2 separate regions of the Homo sapiens genome follow, and region 2 is linked to region 1. A link is a contact called in ENCODE Hi-C or POLR2A ChIA-PET data. All regions are on one chromosome and are shown on one strand. The core of a region is the stretch at or near the end of the contact, and the rest is flanking DNA. Distances in the headings are between cores, read along the strand shown.

Region 1 (7,811 bases), core at 3,017-5,516:
ATTCAGTGCTCATATGTGCCCTCATTTTGTATTTCTATTAATGTTCTATGGCCTCTGCAGTGAATTTGTGTAGGTTTTACCCATAGTAATTTTATTCCAGTAAGGGCTATTATTAGAGTCCTACTCATCTTCTGCTTGTTGCTACAATAAAACACATGCTAAGGGAGCTGAACTTTGTCACTTTGAAGGAGGAAATGGTGAGACGCCAAATGCTTCTGAATAGGAGACTTACAAGGCAGAGATATTCTGTAGGGATAAATTTGATGGACTACACACTATATATGGGAAGGAAGTTTGAAGAAGGAAAGACCAATTATTATGCTATTGTAATTTTTAGATAAGAGACAACAAAACCTATCCTGTGACTTAGTGGAATGAAGAAGGGATGAATGACACTACAAAGGAAAAATGATAATAATTATTTAGCCCTTATTTTGTGCAAGTTACTCAGCTAAGTATTTTACACGTTATCTTGTTTGATGTTAAGAAACATGCCCAAGGGCATTCAGCTATTAATAGCAGGATAATTCAAACCCAAGTTTGGCTCCTGCAAAAACGATTCTGCTAACCATGAGACTATAGCAACTGGTTATAATTATGGAGAAAGAAGAAGTAGTTAAAAAGAAGTTTAGGTAATAAAACTTGGTAATGCCGTTTTATGGGGGAAAAGGATGAATATCATTTGGATATCTCAAGTTTGCAGTATTGGCTGGGAATGTAGGAGGGCAATTTCAGGAGATGGTGGAAACTCAGGTCTGGGGACCTGGCAAGAATTCAAAGCTGGACACAAATTTGGGGGTCATCTATATATGGAATAGAATATAAATTATGAGTAATTATGCCAAATGATAGGAAAAGAAGACATAAGAAAAGGAGATAAAAGATAGCATTCTGAGTTATTGTAAGTATAGAAGATTTAAAACAGGACAGAGAAGAGCAGTTAGAGCAGTAAAAGTGAAACCAAGGATGGAGGTCACAATCATGGAGTGGAACTACCAAGGACAGTTAGTGGTTAGGGGTAAATGGAATAGAATGGTCAGCAAGAATAAAGACCTAAAATGGGTCACTAGATTCAGCAATTATTTTTTTCTAAAAGAACATATTCATTTTAATTTTAAGGCAGAGGTAGAAGTGGAAGCCAGATTTTTAAGTATTTGCTTTAAGTTGTCTCAGGATTAGATTCATATAATTTTATTGGTAGTAGCTTGATGAATAGGTATTTGTTCTCAAAAAATAGGATAAAATATTTCTGAACGTACTTTGAGAATTTGTCTTTTATTTATTTATTTTGAGACAGAGTCTTGCTCTGTCACCCAGGCTGATCCCTCTGAAGGCACTAGGGAAGGATCTGTTCCAGGCCTCTCTCTCCTAGCTTCTGGTATTTTGTTGGCTCATGACAGCAAAACTTCGTTATTCACATGGTTTTCTCCCTGTGTGTGTGTGTGTCTCTGTGTCCAAATTTTCCCTTTTCATAAGAATACCAGTCATACTAGATTAGGAGTCCACTCTGCTTTGGGATGACCTCGGCTTAAGTAATTATATCTGTGACAACAGTTATTTCCAAATAAAGTCACATTCTGAGCTACTGGGATTAAGACTTCACCATATGAATTTTGGTAGAACATGATGCCACTCACATAGCACCATCTTTTTCAATCTATTTTTTCTGCAGCTATGATTTTTCTACAGCTATGAAGTTACAGGGAGTTGATTCTCTCGTAAGTCACCATTGCAGCTCAGTAACTTAAAGGGTCAGTTGCTCGCTTATGATGGCACAACTACTGCAATAGGAGCAGAAAAACCTGCATTCTGACCCTGAGCCAACCAGTTACTAGACATGCACTGAATTTTTCTGAATATAGTTTTCTAAACTTGTTGATATACTTAACTTGCTAGGATAGACTTATGTGACAACATTATGATCGGTCAAATATAATAATGTATATGCATTTCATAAATGTAAAGCACTCTTTAAAGTCTTAGAAAGAGGCTAGGAGGAGCTTATCTGTCTTTTTGACTGGGTTATGTAAGAACACCCACAAGATATTCAAGATATTCTTTTTTTCTTTTTGAGACGGAGTATTGCTCCATTGCCCAGGCCGGAGTGCAGTGGCGTGATCTCCGGTCACTACAACCTCCGCTTCCCAGGTTCAAGCAATTCTCCTGTCTCAGCCTCCCAAGTAGTTGGGATTATAGGTGTGAGCCACCGCACCTGGTCCACAAGATATTCTTAAGAAGAAGAATGCAACTCAGCAGAAGCCAGACTAAAAATCAACCCTACAGAGATCAGTTTCATGAAAACCTACATATGGCTAATATATATATATGCACACACACACACATACACACACACACTATAGGCATGAAAGTAGTAAATGACTCTCCCACTTATAAGAATGATATAGTTTTTTTTTTGTTTTTAAGACGGAGTCTCACTCTGTCACACCCAGTACAGTGGCACAATCTTGGCTCACTGCAGCCTCCGCATCCCGGGTTCAAGTGATTCTTCTGCCTCCAGAGTAGCTGGGACTACAGGCCCATGCCACCGCACCCGATTAAGTTTTCTATTTTTAGTAGAGACGGGGTTCCAGCATATTGGCCAGGCTGGTCTCAAACTTCTGACCTCATGATCTGCCCACCTTGGCCTCCCAAAGTGCTGGGATTACAGGCATGAGCCCAGCCAATACAGTTTTACAAGAGTTAAAAAAGAAATCATATTTGGAATGGCCAGCTTAGTCCTCTGCCAACTGGCATCACAATGAATATGTAACAGAAAGCCTAAGTCACTGCGGAATATTCATCTATTCTTATTGCCAGAATCTCTACTGTTTTTATATACATAAATATATTTTTACATACAATAAGGCCAAACCACTAGCAACTGAAGACATGGCTGGCCACTTATGGCATAGCTCTTCCTGACGACATGCACCTCTGGTGTGAGGTGGCACAAAGAACCTGGGCTTGGAAATCAGTCTTGAAATAGACACTTGCAAGGTCCCGACTTTGGATAGTATTTTTGAGTTTCTGTTACCTTGATTAGAGTATCTTAGAGTAAACACTGATAAACTGTCTAGCTTGTGATAATAATTGCTTTTTTTCTAAAACAGAATTAATTTAACTAATTAACTAATAAATATTTAATTAATTTATTTTGAGAGAGGTTCTCACTCTGTCACCCAGGCTGGAGTGCAGTGGCATGATCCTAGCTCTGTAGCATTGACCTCCGGGGCTCAATTGATCTTCCCACTTTCAGCCTCCAAGTAGCTGGGACTACAGGTGCACGCCACCACACCCGGTTGATTATTTTTATTTTTATAGAGACAGAGGTCTCCTTATATTGCCCAGGCTGGTCTTGAACTCCTGGGCTCAAGCAATCTTCCTGCCTCAGCTTCCCAAAGTGCTAGAATTACAGGTCTGGGTCACTGTACCCTGCCTAATAACAATTGTTATGATGCTGATGAGATGAAGTAAGAAAAGCATAAGAAACCATAAGAAATTAAATGAATTGCCAAAGTCACAAAATTAGTGTATGTAAATGAGTATTGTGAGGCAGGGCTGAAATTAAAATCAGCTCATCTGCTTTTTAGTTCACTATTCTTTCTTTTACGCATTCTTTTATTCTTTCTTTTACACACACAGACACACACACACACACACACACACACAGAGCAGACATCCTTCTTTGTAGCAGAAAAGAGTTGACATATTCTTACAAACTAGTGGCAAGGAAGCAAGCCCACAATATTCATTTCTACACAGCCAGCCTAGCAAACCCATCTTCCAGTTTTCCTCCAGCAGAACTGGAATTTCAAGGGCCAGCAGTAACTTCTTCCCAGGGTCAGAGGCAGTGAAATCACCACTCCTACTACTGACCCAACCTGACCTTTGAAAACTATTAAATGCTATCTGTCCTAAAGGAAGACACCACTTTATGAGCTGAACAGGTTCAGTTCTAGAAGACTTGGAGCCCAAGATAGTCCAACCTCAAAATCAATACATTGACGATTGACCTGATGCATCTTATCTAAGGTAAGAAAGAAGATAGTGAGAGAAGACTTTAAGCATAGGAATACACTTGTAAAATCAAAAGCATCTCTAAAGGCAATAACTGCTGAAAACACTGATGCCAGGGGACAGCATTTTGTTACTCATTAAAGTATATGATCTCTCACCTTCCTCTTTAGCTGGAAACATTATATGACCCTTGGACTCTTCCAGTGAAATTCCCCGTGGGTCTTCTTATTGCTTTTCCTGTGTAGTACTTTTTTTTTTTTTTAAGATTAGTTCAGGTCTGAATTACCTCCTGCCTGAATTTCTGCAATAGCCTCTGAGCCTGTCTTCTGACTTGCCTCGTTCTCCCTTTTGAGTAGTCTGTGTGTCTTCATCAGACTAAACCACCTAAAGCAGGTTGGTTTCCTCACATTAGCTTCTATTTTGCCACACCGAGGTTGCATTTTGCCATTGGAACATTCTCCCATGATTTTGCTCATTTTCCCCGCACTACTAAGAAATAAAATCCTACTCATTAGTCCAATTCTAGGTTTCAGATAAACACTCCAGTGCACACAATGATTTCCTTTTCAGAATGTGTCCTGCAGCTGTTGTAAACATCTCTCACTTTAGCATTCATTTACTCTCTAATTAGCTCATATTTTATAATTTTGTCTCCAGAGCTAGACTGGCCAACAGGTGGGCATTTTTTTTTTCTCTCTGGCACTCAGCTCAAGACCAGAGTTTTAATAAACACTTCCTGATACCTGAATAACGCAGAATTACACTTCTTGTGAAGCCAACCACAGTAAACCTTTGAGTAAAATCTGATGATAGAAATATAAATGATGTATAAACAATATAACAATTGTGATCATTACATAGTTGCATGCCACACCTTAAGAAAGGTTACACGGTAAAATTAAGAGGGAACATTTTCTGCCTCTTGGCCTCCTCTTTCAATGGACCAAGTAGTAGGACTGCAGTTCCCACCTCACCACAGTCTGGGCTGCAGACTGCCCTGTCTAGCCTGTGTCTGTTCAGTGATGCTGAGTGGGAGTAGAGGGTAGGAACTGAAACACTCTGTGGAGGTCACCAGCAGTGCCCATGGTCTTTAAACTTCAGTTCAGAGGAAGAAGGGCAGCAGGAGGATTTCCGTTGCTTTTAGAATGTAGTTTTTCTGCAGAGATGCTGCAATCATGCTCAAAGCTCTTGCCCAGCTAGGAAATGCTGAGCTTCTAGTCAGCTGCAAAGCAACACACTTCTTTTAATACTAATACACAAACTGACTTGAAATACTATTTTATATAAGTTTTTAAAACATATTTCATAGGGATGGGGATCTCGGTCTGTTGACTAGGCTGGGCTTGAGCTTCTGGACCCAAGTAATCCTCCTGTCCTGGCCTCCCAAAATGCTGGGACCACAGGTGTGAGCCACCATGCCTGGCCTAAATAAGTCTCACCATATGAATAAGCAAAGACTTACAGTTAATGTGCTGTGTTCAAGTTCCTGCATTAGGACAGTAGTGTGAAATTTATTTTCTTTAAAGGTCTAACAGAATTTTATCTGCAAAGAGTCTTATAAAGTGCCAGCTGTAAGCTGAAATATTTCCTTTTAGTTAGGCAGTCCTCTTCACAAATAATCTATCCCTATGTATCATCTGTCTATCTATCCATCCATCCATCCAGTCTGTTTCAGCCCAATATTAGCCATAATATGATCATAACTTTACCCAGGTCCATTCTTCAAAAAAGGGAAAAAGAGAAAAAAAAATCAGAGAAACGAGAACAAACCATAGTAGCAAGTAAATGGAAACTGTAGTGAAAGCATCCGTAATTCTGGAGGTGATAGTGCCGACTCCCTTTGTCCTTGTAAATGGGATGAGAACCCAGGGTGGCCTGCTTTACCTTGTTGGAGAGACTAAATTTGCTGCCTCTTGGTGACCCCTCCTGGCTACTACTCAGGGGAATTCTACATAGTACTTGTACTTTCTGAATCACATTCCCATAGTATCAGCCAGGATCCTGTATTTGAGAGAATGAGGAACTGGTGAAGTATTAGCATGTGTCTACACTTATTTCCTGTTAAACCGAAGTTTCTAAGCAGGGGGCCAGAGTGGGAAGTGAGGAAATACATGATACGGAGGAAAGCAAATATTTCTCCAGCTGAAAAAGTCAGGCGTTGTGGCTAAATTTACTCCATTGTCCTCAACAGAAGAAAGATTGTCAAATACGTTTCCAAATTCCTTGGCCTGGTATGCAAGACCATTTAAGAGTCAGATGCAACCTGACTTTTCTGCCTTCTCTCTTTTTTTCTCTCACACCAACTTTCTCCTACAACCAAACAAGCTTTGGTTGGCAGACCAAAGCTTGTTTGCTGAAACCTTTATGTCCTTCTTCAGACATTCCCACTCCTCTTCTGTGCCCGGCTGGTGGCATCCTATTTGGCATTTTTTGAAATCTTTCCAGATGGCCCTTATGTCCAGGGTGGGTTGAGAATCACTGACCTATCCGATGCTCACACCAAATCTGACTTCATCCCTGATGCCTGCCCACGCTACTCTGGGATGCCAGGTGTGTCTCTCTCCACCAAGCCCACTGTAGTTACATCAGTCCTTTGGCAAGTAAACATGAACTGCCTTATGTCATTTCATATTATCATCTTCTTTTATTCCTATTTAACACTTAGCCTATTCTTTCCCTTCCTTAAATGTCTGTGTGTCTTAATTCCCCAATTAGAGGCAGAAATTGTGAGAATTGAGTCCCACTGTGCCTTCCATTTAGTTAGGGGTCAATAAATATTTTTGATTGCCTGAAAGGGGCCAGAGGCACTAAAGCAAAGCCAAACCATTATTTTATCCATGACAGCCACAGATGAACTTTGTGGGAAAGTTGTGTGCCCTGTGGTACCATGGGGCAGGGCTCTCAGGGTCTGAGGCCTTGTGCCAGGTTAAATATATGCCAGCATCTGGAACATTTCAGTACATTTTCTCAATCAGTCTTAGCACAGATGAGCCAAGTATTTGTATCAGGTAAACTCTGGCGTCACCTTTGGAATATACTGGCTTAATTGCTCCTGGTACCAAATCTCGAAGGAATGTTGCAACAATCTGAAAAAGTTCAATAGGCAATAGAAGTCACTGTGATCCAATATGCAAAACCTGATGAAAGACAAGCTGCTTGGTTCAATTCTGCACAAGGGTGAGGACTGCTGGATCTTTGGGTGGTCCTCATCCATTCCCTTGGGAAACAAGTCAGACAAATAAGTGGTATAGAACCATTCTCACTGGCTGAATATGCTTCCCAGCAATGACTAGTGAGTATCTGAGAGTAAATGAAAGGGAAACACTATTTAATAAATTGCATCTTTATTATGCTTCTACTCCTGGGAGATAGCTACCATTAAGACATAATTCCTAGCCTCTAGTCAAAGTAGAGGGATTGGTTTTTTTAAAAATCAGCTTTTCATAATGAGCATCTAATCCCCACAATCCAGAAAAATAAAATACAGCTAATTAAAAAAAAAAAGCAAAAACAAGAATAAGTTCCGGACCTCTTTAATATTAAACATCTGCAGCCTCCTTTAACATTCAGCTGTGTGACATAGTTGCTATTTCCTAGAAATGGAGATTTCTGAATCACTGAGACCCTTTCAGACATCAAGGATGCTTCTTGTTTTCCCTCTATGTGAGAACCTTTGAGTTTGGGTAGTACTATTATTTCATCCAGATTTAAAGGACCATGAAGCTTTTTTTCCATTTCATTGGCCTCCTTGTCTTCAGAACCTGTTCTGTAGCCTCTGGTAGCATTTGGCTGCA
Region 2 (7,811 bases), core at 1,778-4,277, 110 kb after region 1:
CCACGACATCACCACTACACATCTCTGCTCAGCTAACTATTTTCAGTTCTTCTCCCTTTGGCTTGCTTTATGCTTTATCAGCTCTGTGTCCATTCCTCATCCTCCAGTCCCTTTACAGGCCTGCAACTGGCCTAATTGAATCCATGTCACTATGGCTTCAGAATACCATCTTCCTAATACACATCTTCATTTGCAAAGCAACACAAAACAGATTTTTGCTACTACCAAAAGTAAGATTACTCCTCACACACGTGAAAAATTCAACACAGACAACTCTAACCTTCTTACATAATCATCATTTTATGGAGATGAACTTCTTTTCTATACTACTTGTACTTACTTGTACTTCTGTTTGTTATCGTTGCTTGTAAGGTTGTTTTGGTTTCCTACAGCCTAGGCTTTCATGTCATCTGAATTGTGGATGTAAATTGGAGGAAATGTTTCATTTCTAAAAATATCATAGCTTTTGGATACATAGTAATTGCTAACTCTCTCTCTCTTTTTTTTTTTTTAAATGGAATCTCGCTCTGTTGCCCAGGCTGGAGTGCAATGGCATGATCTCAGCTCACTGCAACCTCCAACATCAGGGTTCAGGCAATTCTCCTGCCTCAGCCCCCCGAGTAGTTGGGATTACAGGTGTGCAACACCACGCCCAGCTAATTTTTTATTTTTAGTAGAGACAGAGTTTCACCATGTTGATCAGGCTGGTCTTGAACTCCTGACCTCAGGTGATCTGCCTACCTTGGCCTCCCAAAGTGCTGGGATTACAGGCATGAGCCGCCCCACCAGGCCATAATAGCTAACTCTTAAATGATACTTGCTATGTGCTGCAATATTATAAATGCTTTTCATATATTTGCTCATTTAATTCTCATAACAGTCTTATGAAGGAGGCAATACTACTATCCCCACTTTACAGCTGAAATGATTTTAAAAATTAGCTGGAGAACATTGCATTTAGGAAAAAATAATTCAAAATTGATGGCAGTGGAGAATGGTTGTAGTATCTTAACTTGAAATTATGTTTGTGTATGTGTGTGTGTGTGTGTGAATTTGTGTGTAAATGTGATCAAAACTGCATTTATACACCCATGGTTTTGAAATACTTGATCTCTTGGAAAATGATGTAACAATTTTTCTTATTCCATGAATGAGATATATAGAGGCGTATAATCTAAAAGAGCAGTTCATTTTAAAATCAATATACTCAGAATATACTTAAATACCGGGCTATTAAATTCTTTTTTCCATGGATGTTTCACATCTGGAACTTCCTGTAACAAAATAGAAATGCTTACTAAACAATCTAGCCCTCTTTTGCTTATACATTAGATCTTTGGCATGAGATCAGGGAAGATCTGGGTGTGAGGCTTCAGACTTCAGATCTTGAGGATGGCTGAGATTGTGTGGTCCTATTGCCCTTTCTATTATTTTACACTTTGTGATTTTTCCCCCTCTTGAAGGTTGATTTTTTTTATTTCTTGACAGATAAAGAAGAAGATAAGTAAACACTTCAGTTCTAAGAATTACTTTTATTTAACATAAATCAGGAGTTACTCATGTTAACAAGCTTAGAAGGTTATTTAGCAGGTTCCTTGGCAACAAACCTTTCAATGCATTTTAAAGTAATATCATAAATTCCATACTTGCTTGTTGAATGAATGAATTGAAATTGAAGTCAGGTAGGTTAATGTCAATAGGCATAATTTGGCCTCAACATCTACAAAGAGCTTAAAACAGCAGGGTTTTATTTTAAAAATTGCTTTCCTGTCTTTTAAGTAACCACAACAGTTCTATTATGGGCAGCCTTCTACCTGAGGAAACTGACACACTGAAGCAAGTGACTTAGTGAGACCAAAAAATAAATGAACAGTGTGAGGTCTGCAAAAGGGGAGACAGTGGCATTAGATCACACTTCATTGTAAAAATAATTGGAGGGAGAAATAATTCTGTATCTTACAAGACATGACTGTTTTGTTCTTTACCAGACTACTTCGAATTGAAACAGGAAGCCTGTTGTATTGAGATCTATGTCTTGGCAACTATGAGCAAAGCCATGGGTGTGAAATAAAACATGGGCATTTTCAATTCACATTTTTCTTAAAAAGTCATGATGCAATTGAAGGTTTTTAGTAACACTGATTCACTGCCTCGATCAACATGTTTCCTAACTCCTGGTTCTATTTTGAGACTAGATGGAACATTAATACACTTAACACGATTCTTTTAGGATCTGTCCCACCTACAGCAAACTGTTCAGGAGCTGAAAACACAAAAGAACCTTGGTAATGTCTCAGGAATTGCAGACCTCAAACTAGGCTCAGGTGAGAAGTGGAGCCACTGCGCTTCCCTCTTTCTACTCCTTGGTTTTCTTGGTAGCAAACCAAAAGCACCTAAAGTGATACATGGTAATGGAGAACCATCCAAAGGTAGGGCTAATAACTCGATCATTCTCCTAGCTCTCAGCACTGGCCTTCTTTCTTCATCATCCAAGATCTATACATAGTTAAAAGTGAGTGAGGTCTATCCTGCCTTTGAAGAACCCATAGTCTAGTGGGAGATGCTGACATTAGTATTATTACTGTAATATAGTGTCATAAATAAAATTCTAGGGGATATTCTGCTAGTGCAGAGGGGAAAGCATCAACCAATGAAGTGTAGAGGGCAAGGGAATGTTTGGTAAGAGAAGGATTCTTGGAGACAAATAGGAAATGTTTCCCTGATGGAAAGAGGCTTTGGTGTAGTGTGGGGAAGAACCATGCATGCAGAAAACAATAGCTTGTGTGATTCAGAAACAAGGTAAAAGACTGTGGAGTGTGTGTGAGGAGGCACAAGATGTTCCCTATGGTGACAATGTAAATGTGGGAAGGGGGAACTGAGGGATGTGAAGCAGGGGCCTGCACAGAGAGGCTCTTGGATGCTGTGCTAAGGATCTTAGATCTTATTCTGTAGAACATGGAGAAGCCTCGAAATGTGTGAGGCAGGAAATGACATGAGTAGGTTTCATTTTCGATAAACCGCAGTGGTAGCTGTGCATGGGATAAACTTGAGAGGAACAACCCTGAAAGCAAGAAACCGGTTAGAAATTTGGAGATATTGGTGATAATCACTGAGTTTCAGTTTCAATTTCATAACACTCATAAGAAAATATTGCAATGAGACAGCGTAAGGCATGGGGTTTGAAGCCAGAGGGCCTGGGTTTGAATTTGCCTGTGTTACTCCAGGCAAATCATTAAAGTCCAAGACTCATGTGTAGAGTCTTCCTTCATGTGTAGAATGGGAATAAAAATAAAGCTGTCTTATCAGTTAGTATGAAAATTAACAAGATGATCAATGCAAATTGCATAGCACAGTGCTTGGTATTATATAGCCCTTGATAAATATTAACCACTATCATCACATAATAAACAGCAAAATAAAGAAATGTAGTAAGAAATATCAATGAAATTTCTGAAAAATATAACCACTCATTCCAATCTAATACTGTAAAAAAATGATCGTTTTTATTCCAGCAAGGACTCAGGAAAAAAACCTATCAAAATGAAAACAGCAAAGGGAACTTAGTTGTTTTCTGCAAAAGAAATCCTGCCCTTGTTGACATGTACCCTGGTTTCCAAAATGCAAAGTTGTATAGTTTTCATGACCTTGTGTTAAGTTACACATAGGGAAAATGCAAAGTAGGTATCATTATTTCTGCAGTGTGTTAACTGATGATAAAAAATATTTGATGTAGTCAGTAGCTACAGATCCTATCAGTACTTGAAAGGCTTCACTGCCCAGAGTTGATGAATAAAACCGCAGTTCTTTTTGGCTGGCTTCATAAGATCTCACAGTATCTTTCCTTGACTGGCTGATGACAATGGAATGAAGTACAGGTGTGAGTTTCATTGTATTCAACCTATTTTTAACGTATTTAGTAGTTTTCTTTTTCTATCATTTTGATGTATTTAAATTTTGTAATTTTATTTGTTTGTTTTATATTTAAAAATTGATTTATTTGCAAATGTTTCAAAATATGGGAGTTTAAAACAACATTTAAAAACCCCCTCCACTTTACTACTCTATATTCTTCTACCCAACCTAGTGGTCTGTCCTAACCTTGAAGATGAGACCTGAGCAATTATAGGCTTCTTGATAGAATCAATCCCTTAGTCATTCTAAAGATGACTACGATTACAGGGCAAATTTTACCAGGAAGCACTTCTATTATTATTATGAAGATAACAGTTCTCTTTATCTTTAGCTCATCTGCAGTCTATTTGTAAACTATGCATTTAGCCAAAAGCACATAAAAATTGTTTCAAGGGAAAATACTCATTTTTATAAGCTAGTAGACTAAAACGATTTAAATCCATAGAAGAAGTAGAAAATAACTAGTCAGAAAAGACTTTTTATTTTTTGTGGGGAATTTTTGGATATCACGACAAATATAGTAGAAAACACTATTTTTTTTAATGAAGTGCCAAACACCAAACTATAAAACTCCCAGCAGACAGCAGAAAAACAGGTAGATTAACTACGGTTTGGCCATGAATTCTTAGATACTGCATGAAAAACACAATCCATTAAAGAAGAAATTAGTATACTAGATTTTTTAAATTAAAAACTGCTTTACATAGATAATGTTAAGAGAATAAAGCAAGCCACAGACTGGGGGAAAACCTTTGAAAAATACACATCTAGAAGAACTGGTATTCAAAATATGCAAAGAATTCTTAAAACTCAAAGGTAAGAAAGCAAACAACCCAATTAAAAATAAGCAAAATATCTCAACAGACAATCAAAGAAGATATCAAATGGCAAATGAGAAAATGCTCAGTATCATATGTCAGTAGGGATTTAAATTAAAACAACAACGAGATGCCACTATATAACTATTAGAATGGCAGATATCCAAAATACTGACAACACTAAATTCTGCTAAGGATGTGGAGTAATAGGCACTTTCATTCATTGCTGGTAGAAGTGCAAAATGGTACAGCCACTTTGGAAGACTATTTAGCAGTTTCTTGTAGAACTAAACACACTCTTACCATATGATCCAGCAATATGCTCCTTGGTATTTACCCAAAGGAGTTAAAATCTTATGTCCACACAAAAACCTGCACATGAATGTTTATAGCAGCTTTATTCATAGTTACTAAAACCTGGAAGCAACCAAGATGTCCTTTAACAGGTGAATGAATAAATAAATGGTGGTACATGCAGACTATCAAATATTATTCAGTGATAAAAAAGAATAAGCTTTCAAATCATGACATACATAGAGAAAACTTAAATGCATTTTACTAAGTGAAAGAAGCCAATCTGAAAAAGCAATGTGTTGTATGATTTCAACTATATGATGTTCTGAAAAAGGCAAAACTATGGAGACACTAAAAAGATAAGTGGTTGCCAGGAGCTCAAGCGGAAGGAAGGAGGGATGAATAGGTGTAGCACAGGGGATATTTAGGTCAGTGAAACTAGTAGTCTGTAGTATTCTGTAATGGTGAATATATATCATTATACGTTTGTCAAAATCCATAGAATATACAGCACAAAGAGTAAACTCTAATGTTAACTATGTACATTAGTTGATGATAACACATCAATATCGGCTCATTATTTATAACAGGAACACAGCTAGTTGTAACCACATCTTTAGTGATTTTCAGGCAAAGTGTGACACTTGGTTAGAGAGACAGAGAATTTCATAGTTTAGTTCACTGAACTCCTGGAGTTTTATGGCAAAGAATCAGAACCACCAGCTTTTTCTGTTCATTTATTTCTGTCTCTGGGTTCATAAATATACATATATCCCTCTTCCCCCCAACAAAGGAGGGCAAATTAGGGTGATCCAGGCAGGATACAAAAAAATGTATGCATTGGACAGCCTAATTTCAGGCAAGAGAAGGATCATGTAAGGCTTAAAATTTGAGAAAATCATTTTTTTGTTCATTACCATGTATATTAAGTTTAAAACTAAAATACACATACACGAAGTTATAATATGGTGTGATATGAACCACAATGAAGATATTTAAAAATCCAGTAATTCTGAATACGACTTTCGCATTAGACCCTGGTTCTAATCTTCACTCTGCCACTAGCTACTGATGTCGGGCAAATTGCTTAACGTTCTTTAGCTTCAGTTTATTTGTCTGGAGAAAACTCATAGCAATATTTACCTAATAGAATCATTGTCAAGATTAAATGTGATGTTTATGAAATGTTTAGCACAGTGCCTGTCATACAATAAAAACATAATAAATAGTGGTAAATAATGTGTGCTCTCTATTCTCAGTGTATCATGTACATATCATGCTTATATGTACTACAATTTTTCCTATACATGCATACATATGATAATGTTTAACTTATAAATTAGGCACAGTAAGAGATGAACAACAACTGATAATAAAATATAAACATTACAACAATATGCAGGCATCATTTCTCTTGCACTTGGGGCTCTTATTAATTAAAATATGAATTCCTTGAACACAAGCACCCTGATATCATACCAGTCAATCTGATAACTGAGATAGCTACTAAGTGCCTAATGAGCAGGTAGTATATACATCATGAATCTGCTGGGCAAAGGGATGATTCACATCCCAGGCAGAACAGATGGGACTGTGTGAGGCTTCATCATGGTACTCAGAACAGTGCACAATTTAAAACTTAGGAATAGTTTATTTTTGCAGATTTCCATTTAATATTTTCAGACCATGGCTGTCATTCCATTTTCTGTAGCTATGACAGAACAATTGAGATTGGGTAATTTATAAAGAAAAGTGATTTGTTTAGCTCATGATTCTGGAGACTGGGAGGTTAATGATCATGTGACCACATCTGGTGAGGACTTTGTGTTGCAACGTAGCATGGTGGGTGGCATCGCATGGTGGGAGAGCATGCAAGAGCAGCTAGAGGGTGTGTGCAAAAGGGACAAAGTGAGAGTGGCCACCATGTTGTATAAGAACGCGCTCTTGAGGTACCTAATCCAGTTCCACGAAAACAATAATTCACTCCTACTGATATCAAGCCTTTTATGAGGGAAGAGTCCTCGATTTAAATGCCTCTTATGGATCCCACCACCTTTCAACATTATTACATTGAAGACCAAGCCTCCATGTGAGTTTTGGTGAGGACAAGCCATATTCAAACTATAGCAGTTGTTGACCAAGAGTAATTGAAACTTCAGAAGGAGAAACTGTGGGTAAGTGAGAACTCCTCTATAACTTTATCCTAAGTCTTATAAATACTACTGTGAACTCAGTCCTTTCAGGACCAACTTGAATTGTGTCGCACAGTATGATCTGTATTGAATTTTCTACCTTTAAACTATGAAGCATGAGAAAAGAGCTGTCCAGTGATGGAAGACATTTTTTTTTTTGAGATTTTTAAATTTCAATTTTGAATTTCTTTGTAAAAGGAAAGCTGTTGGTATTTATTTATTTATTTATTTTATTTATTTTTGAGGCGAAGTCTCGCTCTGTCACCCAGGCTGGAGTGCCGTGGCGCCATCTCGGCTCACTGCAAGCTCCACCTCCGGGGTTCACGCCATTCTCCTGCCTCAGCCTCCCGAGTAGCTGGGACTACCGGTGCCCACCACCACGCCCAGCTAATTGTTTTTGTATTTTTAGTAGAGATGGGGTTTCACTGTGTTAGCCAGGATGGTCTCGATCTCCTAACCTCGTGATCCGCCCACCTCGGCCTTCCAAAGTGCTGGGAGCTGTTGATATTTACATAGTTATCTTGTATCTGCCATCTTATTGTATTGTCTTGTTAGTGCTGATAGATTTTTAATAATGTTTCCTGGATTTTTTTAA

What was found. Hi-C counts contacts between places; a loop is a spot of excess contacts on that map. ChIA-PET counts read pairs that join two places held with the same protein, here RNA polymerase II (POLR2A). Pooled maps may share reads with other maps.
Region 2: a loop to region 1 is called in a pooled map, with 3 times the contacts of the local background. The contact joins two enhancer-like sites. A Hi-C loop is called at or near these places in 2 of 50 pooled maps. POLR2A ChIA-PET finds 5 or more read pairs at or near these places in 2 of 52 experiments (PC-9 and T-cell).

Annotation. Positions count from the first base shown.
Region 1 is chr12:29,205,551-29,213,361 of GRCh38, reverse strand. The region is part of intron 1 of FAR2 (fatty acyl-CoA reductase 2); the gene reads right to left. Among named protein-coding and RNA genes, the nearest start is that of FAR2, 60 kb to the right of the region's middle. Within about 2 kb of position 4,266, at least 3 of the 41 ENCODE cell types and tissues checked have a DNase peak (open chromatin) inside an H3K27ac peak, as active enhancers do.
Region 2 is chr12:29,098,912-29,106,722 of GRCh38, reverse strand. No RefSeq gene overlaps it. Among named protein-coding and RNA genes, the nearest start is that of FAR2, 46 kb to the left of the region's middle. Within about 2 kb of position 3,027, at least 5 of the 41 ENCODE cell types and tissues checked have a DNase peak (open chromatin) inside an H3K27ac peak, as active enhancers do.